2 separate regions of the Homo sapiens genome follow, and region 2 is linked to region 1. Evidence: chromatin loops called from intact Hi-C (ENCODE). Cell type or tissue: heart right ventricle. All regions are shown on one strand.

The links. Peaks named below come from ENCODE experiments on the same cell type or tissue, not always from the same donor. Only the 100,000 strongest peaks of a DNase experiment are listed, where the experiment ranks them.
Region 2: it touches region 1 in a loop (2.8-fold over the local background); 12 of 110 quality-filtered maps call a loop at or near these places.

What each region holds. Positions count from the first base shown.
Region 1 is chr1:180,531,432-180,536,431 of GRCh38, reverse strand. No RefSeq gene overlaps it. Among named protein-coding and RNA genes, the nearest start is that of OVAAL, 25 kb to the left of the region's middle. In heart right ventricle, CTCF peaks have their summits at 2,560 and 2,764 (motif pointing left); a DNase peak (open chromatin) is centred at 2,731; H3K27ac peaks cover 2,790 bases.
Region 2 is chr1:180,776,932-180,781,931 of GRCh38, reverse strand. The region is part of intron 2 of XPR1 (xenotropic and polytropic retrovirus receptor 1); the gene reads right to left. Among named protein-coding and RNA genes, the nearest start is that of LINC02816, 130 kb to the left of the region's middle. RefSeq lists a silencer at 1-52. In heart right ventricle, a CTCF peak has its summit at 2,938; no DNase peak of the experiment used is centred here.

The sequences.
Region 1 (5,000 bases):
AATATATCAATATTTCAGTTTGGAGCCTTGGGGCTTTTCAGACATCACCAATGCACAGAGTAGAAGCTCAACAAATATTTTTAAAATAACTTTGAAAACTACTTCCTCATTTGAAATGAAAGCTGATCAAAAGTATGAACTTTTTTTTTTTTTTTTTTGAGACAGGGTCTCGCTCAAAGATTGGAGTGCAGTGGCATGATCTTGGCTTACTACAACCTCTGCCTCCTGGGCTCAAGCAATCCTCCTACCTCAGCCTCCCAGGTAGCTGGATCTACAAGCATGTGCAACCATGCCTAGATCATTTTTGTATATAGAGACGGGATGGAGTTTCACCATGTTGCCCAGGCTGGTCTCAAACTCCTGAGCCCAAGTGATCTGCCTGCCTTGGCCTCCCAAAGTGCTGAACCTTTTTATTTTTTTTAATCCTGTGAAAGGAAAATAAATGTTGGGACCCCCAAATCGCTAAGCCAAAGGGAAAAGCCAAGCTGGGAGCTGCTTAGGGCAAACCTGCCTCCCATGCTATTCCTTAAAAAGATAGCTACTAAGACTTAAAAAAAAGCGACATACCTTCCTTACAATTTGATCACAAGGAAATTCCTTGTGGACAAAGGACAGATAGACTCAAAGTCATCCCTCTGCTCACGTGAGACAAATGCATATCTGATTGTCTCCTTTGCGCTATTGTTTCACTAAGCCAGACTAAAGTGTAGTGACTATTCCTATAAATCATGTATTCAGAGAAAGGCTAATCAGAAACTAAAAAGAATGCAACCATTTGTCTTTTATCTGCCTATGACCTGGAAGGCTCCTCCCTGCTTTGAGTTGTCCCACCTTTCCTGACCGAACCAATGTTCATCTTACATATGTTGATTGATGTCTCATGTCTCCCTAAAATATATAAAACCAAGCTGTCCCCTGACCACTTTGGGCACATGTTGTTAGGACCTCCTGAGGCTGTGTCACAGGTGTGTCCTTAACCTTGGCAAGATAAACTTTCTTTTTTTGTTGTTTTTTTTTTGAGACGGAGTCGCACTCTGTCGCCTAGGCTGGAGTGCAGTGGCGCGATCTTGGCTCACTGCAACCTCCGCCTCCCGGGTTCAAGCAATTTTCCTGCCTCAGCCTCCCAAGTAGCTGGAACTACAGGAGTCCGCCACCATGCCTGGCTAATTTTTGTATTTTTAGTAGAGACAGGGTTTCACCGTATTGGCCAGGCTGATCTCGAACTCCTGACCTTGTGATCTGCCAGCCTCGGCCTCCCAGAGTGCTGGGATTACAGGCATGAGCCACCATGCCCAGACAAGATAAACTTTCTAAATTGATTGAGACTTATTTCAGATACCCTTGGTTTACAATCCTTTAAAAGTTCATCTCTTGGCTGGGCACAGTGGCTCACACCTGTAATCCCACACTATGGAAGGCCAAGGCAGGAGTACTGCTTGAGCTCAAGAGTTCGAGACCAGCCTGGGCAACATGGCAAAACCCTGTCTCTACAAAAATATACAAAAATTATCCAGGCATGTCGGTGCATGCTTATAGTCCCAGCTACTTGGGAGGCTGAGGTGGGAGGGTCACTTGAGCTCAGGAGGTTGAGGCTGCAGTGAGCAGTACCACTGCACTCCAACCTGGGCAACAGAGCAAGACCCTGTCTCAAAAAAAAAAAAAAGGTTCATTTCTTGTGCTCACTTATGCAAAACCCTTTGCTCAGTGCTGAGCATATAATAGTCCATGCATATTTGATGGCTAAATGAATAAATTACAGGAACAGAGGAAGTAGGCATGATTTACAGCCCTGTTCTTATGGGTTTGTATTCCCTTGCTGTGTTCTCCCTCCCCACCTCAGGAACTCAAACCATTACACGCGTATTCAATGCACACCCTCTGCCATCCACCCCAGGCCCTGGCACCAGTGAGGGCCACCTGAGTACTTTTTCTGTGCGGATTCACCCAGGGGTAGAACCCTGCCAAATAATTACTTTCTAGGAACCATACGACTCTGTTCTGTTTCTGTAATGCAGCCAGAGTGATGTGCCAACATGTGCAAAGATGGATCTCACTCGTTCATGACACTGTATCAGAAAAATCTACCATCGGGCTGTTTGCCCATTAATTAAATTGCCTGGTGAGCATGGAAGGGTGGGGAAAGGATCTGGGCAAGCTGTTTATTCCCGTGTTTAAGTGAATTTTTATTAAACTTTGAAAGGGAATTGTGATTTTTTTTCTTCCCTGAGTTAAAACCATTTTATGAGCACACACAGGAAAATAATGTGATTCTGTGATTTCCTTTTTCTATTGAATTATTTGTACTGCTATTTGTTGTTTGGCTGTCTTCATTAAACAATGATCTTCCTGCAAAATAAAAGCTGGATTTTATTTCGGCATGATTGGAGGAAAGAGCACTGACCAAAGAATCAGAAAGCCTGCCCCTTCAGAGCCATTTGAGGTTTAAACATTGATTTAACCTTCCCAAGCCAAGGTGTCTGTTCTGAAACAGGTGATCACCATGGCTGCCCTGCCTACATCCTTCTAAGAGATAGTACTCCTGAATACTCCTTGAAAAACGGTATGAGTGCAATGTAGCATTTTTCCATATGTTAAGAATGCCACCCTTTGCTTCTTTTTAAATAAACTGCAGAGATTGGTAATGACCATTCTATTATAAGAGAGACCAGAAACCAGGTCAAACACCTAAGAGAGAAGGCAGGCGGGAAAATGGCGATGGGAAGGGACAGAGGCATTAGACTGCCCCCAAGTGGCGACTTGGGCATGATGCCTTGAAAGCGGTGGGGAGGGATGACCCCGCCAGGGTGACTATAATGAAAAAAGGAAACAATCTAAGAAGAGGTCATACTCATTTCTCATAAGAGCATTTAAATGCCATCAAAAAAAACAGGCAATAATAATATATTTCACGCAAATGATGCTCCGACTCACTGGCTTCCCTTTTAAGGCCTGCCACTTTATATTCAATTCGCTGCTCCGGTGAACACAATGAAATGTTTAGACTCCATTAAGAAACCTCAGAGAAAACAAACCTTGGGCCTTTAGAGTTAGCAGAAAAGCTCTTTAAATGCTTCTCACAAGCTGTCATTTGTGCATTCAGAAAACCATTAGGACTTCCTCCTTTGGAAATATGTGTGATTCTTTAGCTTCTCATTTGAAACATTAATATTTTCTTACAGTGACCCTTATCCTCGAGAACAAATTTCCTATGCTTCACCAGACAATGCAATCAATTTCTGAGATGCTGAGATGTGAACTGGGTTGGTAACAGTTAAGCAGCGTATCTGATGGGAGGAAAACTGGAGTTAGGAGTTGGGAAAGTGGGTAGCATATATATCCTGAATACTTAGAAATGCAGTAGATGCACCAGGGCTTTGGGAGAGCCTTGTGGCTGAGAAGGGTGCTTGCCAATTGTAGTGAAGATATCAGGAGACCAGACAGATTCACAGTGGAGAACATCTACTCTTCCCTCCTAACTCTGTCAGGAAATGGGACTTGGGCAGACACCCGGAGAGGCATCATGAAGTGGCTGGCAGAATCACGCAAACTCAGGGCAATTTCTTAGATTCGACCCCCTGTTCTGTCTCTAGTTGCATGGGCTGGGAAGCCAGAGAGTGGTGTCTTCAGTAGCCCTGAGAGCAAAATCCCAGGTAATTCCTATCAGATTCCACAGTCTCCTATTTAACAAGACTAATACCCCTCTTTTTACTCAACAAACCTGGTTTGAGTAAGTTCATGAATTGGATATGCCTTCCCGGTTCTCCCTGTAAAGGAAGGAGTATGTATGGGTAGCTGTGAAGAGTGTGGGCTTTGGAGCCAGACTGCCAGAGTTCAAATGCCAGCCCCACCACTTAGTAGGTAGCCACATACTGTCTCAATTTCTTCATCTGTAAACTGGGAATAATAATAATTTCTAGCTCAGGGTTGTTGTGAGGATTAAATCCAATAATATATACATATGTACATATATACACACACACATACACACATACATACATACTTCTTAACACACTACCTGGCACAGAATAAGTACTCAATAAATTGTAACTATAGTAATAATAATAATTTTTATTCTTAATATTTGAAACATGATATTATCATTCTTGGTCAAGCTGAGGAAAATTGGAATGTCAAAGACATCCTCTATATAAATGTTTAAATCAAAAGTTCTTTCATAGAGTGTTTGACCTTCATATCTCCCTTTTAAAAAATGAAATTAGTTGCGTTTATTCCTAATCAGAAAGTGATACTTGAATGCAATATAAAATTTGGATATTTCAGAAAGCACAGACATACCCATTGTAATTGTTTGATATGTGACAACCCTTAAATATGGAGATATATGTATATATCTTAAACAAAACCACTTCGTACTTACAGTTTTATAAGCAGCTTTTTTCACTCAACAATATTGTGTGAATACTGTGAAATTTGTTCTTTGAAAAAACATGATGTTTAATTTCTGCATACATTTGACTGATGACTATGGAATCACTTAATGCTGTGTTGTTGAACATTTAGATTGTTTCCAGTTTTTAACCTATTAAACTTATAATGCATATTTCTTCAGTATAATATTTCAGTAGAGAAAGTTATGAACCTTTTATGACTTTTGGTTCATGTTGCCAGATTTCCCACTAGAGCAGTGGTACCAATATACATTCTTCTAGTAGTATTTGAGTATTGAGTATTGACTTTTTAAATGTCGATTTTTCTGAATACTATAAAAATGTTTAGCCTGGGCAACATAGAAAGACCTCGTCTGTACAAAATTTTTTTTTTAAATTAGCTGGGCATGGTGGTGCACCTGTAGTCCCAACTACTCAGGAGGCTGGGGTGGGAGGATTGCTTGAGCCCAAGAGGTCGAGGCTTCAGTGAGCCATGATCGCACCACTACACTTCAGCCTGAGTGATAAAGACGCTGTCTTTTTTTTTTTTTTTTTTAAAAAAAAAAAGGCCGGGCCTGTAATCCCAGCATTTAGGGAGGCTGAGGCGGGCAG
Region 2 (5,000 bases), 250 kb before region 1:
CCGCAAATTACTGTTAATAGAAAATGATTCTTCGCTTGAACCTAGGAGGCAGAGTTTGCAGTGAGCCGAGTTCGTGCCACCGCACTCCAGCCTGGGCATCAGAGACTGTCTCAAAAAGAAAATGATTCTTAGGAGATATACCTAATGCTAAATGACGAGTTAATGGGTGCAGCACACCAACATGGCACATGTATACATATGTAACAAGTCTGCACGTTGTACACATGTACCCTAAAAGTTAAAGTATAATAATAATAAAATTTTAAAAAAAAGCAAACAAGTGAGAAAATTGGAGTGAAGGGAAAATAAAACCAGGGGTGTTTAAAAAAAAAAAAAGAGTACCAATCAAGGTAAAATACTCCTATTGCATAGCAGCCACCATCAAGTGCTTTTTACAGCAACATTCAGGAATATTTTTATTTTTATACTAATAATGTCATCAAGCTTTTTCATGCAATCTTTGGGTTAAATACATAAAAGGCCAATCTTCTCAAAAACCATTTATTTAAAACCACTATCAACACCATCAAATATCTTTAATGTTCCATTCAAATTTTCATTACTATTCTCAATTTTCTTAATTTCCAGATCTGTGAGACATGGAGGATGGGGATTATGTCTTTTTTTAAATCTGTATAGACGACATACCCAACATAATGTCTGGTACACAGTATGTGCTCCACACACTATTTTTAAAATTGTAAATGTTGAAACAATGTTCATATTTTGTGAAAAATATGATACTTTATTAAAGTAAAAAAAAAACAACACTCCAACAATTGGATAGTCACATGCAAAAGAATGAAGTTAGACTCCCACACGGATACAAAAATTAAGTCAAAAGTGATCAAAGACCTAAATGTAAGAGCTAAAACTACATGAGCTCTTAGAAGAAAACACAAGTATAAATCTTCCTGACCTCAGATGGGGCAATGGTTTCTTAGATATGACACCAAACACATAAGCAACAAATAAAAAAATTGATAGATTGAACTTTATCAAAATTAAAAACTTTTCTGCTTAAAAGGGCACTATCAAAAAAGTAAAAAGACAAACACAATGGGAGAAAACATTTGCAAACCCATATCAGGACTATCTGACAAGGGTTTAGTATCCAGAATACAAAAGGACTTTCAACTCTTGCATCTCTTTTTTTTTTTTTTTGAGACAGAGTCTTGCTCTGTTGCCCAGGTTGGAGTGCAGTGGCACGATCTCTGCTCACTGCAAGCTCCGCCTCCCAGGTTCACGCCATTCTCCTGCCTCAGCCTCCCCAGTAGTTGGGACTACAGGTGCCCACCACCAAGCCTGGCTAATTTTTTGTATTTTTAGTAGAGATGGGGTTTCACCATGTTAGCCAGGATGGAACTCTTGCATCTCTTTTAGAAAATATGTCAAAAAGACTCCTCTAACTCAACAATAAGACATATAACCAAATTTTTAAAAATGGACAAAGAATCTGAATAGACATTTCTCCAAAGAAGACACACAAATGACCAATAAGTACATGAAAATATTTCAACACATCAGTCATTAGTGAAATGCAAATCAAAAGACAATGAGATACCATTTCATACCCACTAGAATAGCTATAATTTAAAAAGGCAATAACAAGTGTTGGTAAGAATATGCAGAAATTAGAACCCTCATATATCACTGGTAGGAATGTTAAATGATGTAGCCACTTGGGAAAACAGTTCGGTAGTTCCTCAAAAAGTTAAAAATAGATTACCATATGATTCAACAATTCTACTTCTAGGTACATACCCAAGAGAAGTAAAAACATATGTTCACAGAAAAACTCATATATGAATGTTCAGAGCAGCATTATTTATAATATCAAAAAGTAGAAACAACCCAATGGATAAATGGATAAACAAAATGTAGCATATCCATACAATTGAATATAATTCAGCCACAGAAAAGAATAATGTACTGTTCCATGCTACAACATGGATGAACTCTGAAAATATTATGCTAAGAGAGAAGCCAGATAGTTAAGATCACATGTTGTACGAATCCATTTATATGAAATGTCCAGAATATGCAAATCCATAGAGACAGAAAGTAGAGTGGTGGTTGGCAGGCAGGGGCTGGGGGTAGGAGGAGCGGGGAGGGATGAAAATGTTCTTGAATTAGATAGTGGTGATGGCTGCACAAACTTGTGAATATATTAGAAACCTATGAATTATATCTTCCTTTTTTTCCCTCTCCCTCTCCCTCTCCCCCTCCCCCTCTTTTCTTTCCTTTCTGCCTCCCGGGTTCAAGTGATTCTCCTGCCTCAGCCTCCTGAGTAGCTGGGATTATAGGTGCCCACCACCACACCCAATTTTTGTATTTCTACTAGAGATGATGTTTCACCATGTTGGCCAGGCTGGTCTCTAACTCCTGACCTCAGGTGATCTACCTGCCTCAGCCTCCCAAAATGCTGGGATTACAGGTATGAACCACCATGCCCAGCCTTGAATTATACACTTTAAAAGAGTGAATTTTATATGTGAATTATATTAATAATATGTATTTATTCAACAAATAATAATTGTACCTATTAGATGCCAGGCTCTCTATTAAATGCTAGGGATATGATGAATGAGATAAATGTAGGTCCTGCCCTCACACAGTTTACATTCTAGTGACTGAGACAGAAAGAAATCTACACAAGTAAACAAAGAATTATAGACTATAAAAAGTGAATGAAGACAACAAATAGGGTGATGAGATAGAGTGTAAGAACTGGGATGGATGGCTATCCTTTCTGGCAGAGTAAGAAATGATCAGAAAAGATCTCTTTTTAAGAGATGACATTTAATCTAAGACTGAACCTAAAGGATAAGAAAGAACAAGGATAAAATAATTCCCAACAGAGGGAACAGCATGTTAGAAAAGAAACTGAGATGCCTAAAGAACTGAAAGCAGCTCACAATGTTACTGCCACCAGGTGGTGATAGGAGGTGAGGTCAGGGAGGCAGGTAAAGGCCCTTTCACGCACAAAGCCCATGTTATGAAGTTTGAACTCTATTCTAAGTGCCATGGAAAATATTGATGAGTTTTAGGGGGAAGCCTAAATAGGAGAATTAGTTTCTGTTTTATTAAATGATAATTTTAAAATAGCAATTCCCAGGAAATTAGGTGTGCAAATGAAGGAGGAGGAGAAATATTCTATCCTCAAATAAATCTGGGAATTATGAGTATAAAGCACGATCAAACTGATTTTTTTTAAGGTAGTAGTTCTCACTCTTAGGTGGGTTGTCTTTCAGGGGACAAAGGGACATTTGGCAATATCTGGAGATACTTGTGGTTGTCACAGCTGGACAACCACGAGTATGTTAGTGTTACTAGAGTCTAATGGGTAGGGGTCAAGGATGCTGCTAAATATTCTACAATTTCCAGGACAGCAATCCTTCCCACTACCTGCTCCAAACACAGACTTATCCGGTCCAAAATGTCAACAGTATCAAGGCTGAGAAACTCTGCTTTAAGGCAAAAGGAGCTTTACTATGCTAATATACACTGTTATTCTATGAGAAGTGGAACTAATACATTGTGTTTCCCAAAGTTATTTATAAGAATATAGTCCTTGGTGTAAAGGGGATATGACAGCAGAAAGATGAGGAAAGGGTTGTAGAATACCTATTAAAATCTGCAGGAATAGGTCAGGTGTGGTGGCTCATGCCTGTAATCCCAGTGCTTTGGGAGGCCGAGGTGGGAGAACTGCTTGAGCCCAGGAGTTGGAGACCAGTCTGGACAACTTAGGGAGACCCAGTCTCTAAAAAAATTTTTTTAAAAATTAGCTGGGTGTGGTAGCGTGCACCTGTGGTCCCAGCTACTTGGGAGGCTGAGGTGGGAGGATGGCTTTAGCCTGGGAGATGAAGGCTGCAGTGAGCTGTAATCACGTTATACTCTAGCCTGAGTGACAGACTAAGACCCTGTCTCAAAAAATAAAATTAAAATAAAAAAACAAGATCTCCTGAAACAGTATTCTGTGGAACACCAGTTTGAGAGGCACTAACTTTACTATCACCACTACCTCTTTGCATTTTAATTATATTCCCTACACAATAGTTTCTATGATTTCTTAGTTTCTCCTGCTTATGAGAGCAGATAAATAAAAATTAAATATATGACCATGCTCCATCAAATATAGAAAGAATATTTAGCACTACTGTTTCATGCTTGTACCAAAAAAAGGTGTGTGTTTTTTTAAGAGTGTGATTTATAAACTGAGAATAACTAACTTGAAATTCTTTTTTTCCAGATGCTATTACATCAACAGATGGGTAGATGAATTATATAAAGCATATGGCAAAGATTTCAAAGATAAAAAATGTTACTCTAAAATCACTGGTGTAGTAGAAATAGAGCTAAATCAGGAGTCATTCATTCAACAAGTACCAAGTCCCTCCTATGTACCAGGCAATGTGGCAGGGGTAGGGATACAGCGATAAGCAAAATAAACATAAATTCTGCCCTTTGACATTACAGTCTACAGTCTATCTGAGGAAAAAAACTTTAATCAAATAATCTCACAAATATACAAAGGGTAGAATAAAGGACTAGCCTTCTTCCTGAGACCAATGAGACATTTTTGAAGGATTTTAAGCAGAGAGAATAGTATGATCAAATATGCTTTCTAAATAAGGTTGTCGGGAGACCAGTGAGACGTAGTACAGTAGATACCACGGGAGAGATCACAATAGCCTCAACTAGGGTGAGGGCACTGGAGACAGAGAAGTGAAAAAATTCAAAAGATATTCTGGAGGTAAAATCAGTAGGTTTTAGTGCAGACTAGATATGGTTCTGTTGCCAACTACCTATATTAGCTTGAGCAAGTAACACTCTAGGCCTGTTTTCACTTTGAAAAATAAGGGCATTTGAATAGGTAATCTCTAAGTCTTTTCCTAATTGCAAATTTCTAACTAAAACTGCTAATTTCTGCAAAATGATTCTGAATATAACTAGGCTTAAGTAGTCCCTACACAAGATTTTCTGATCTGAGTCTATCT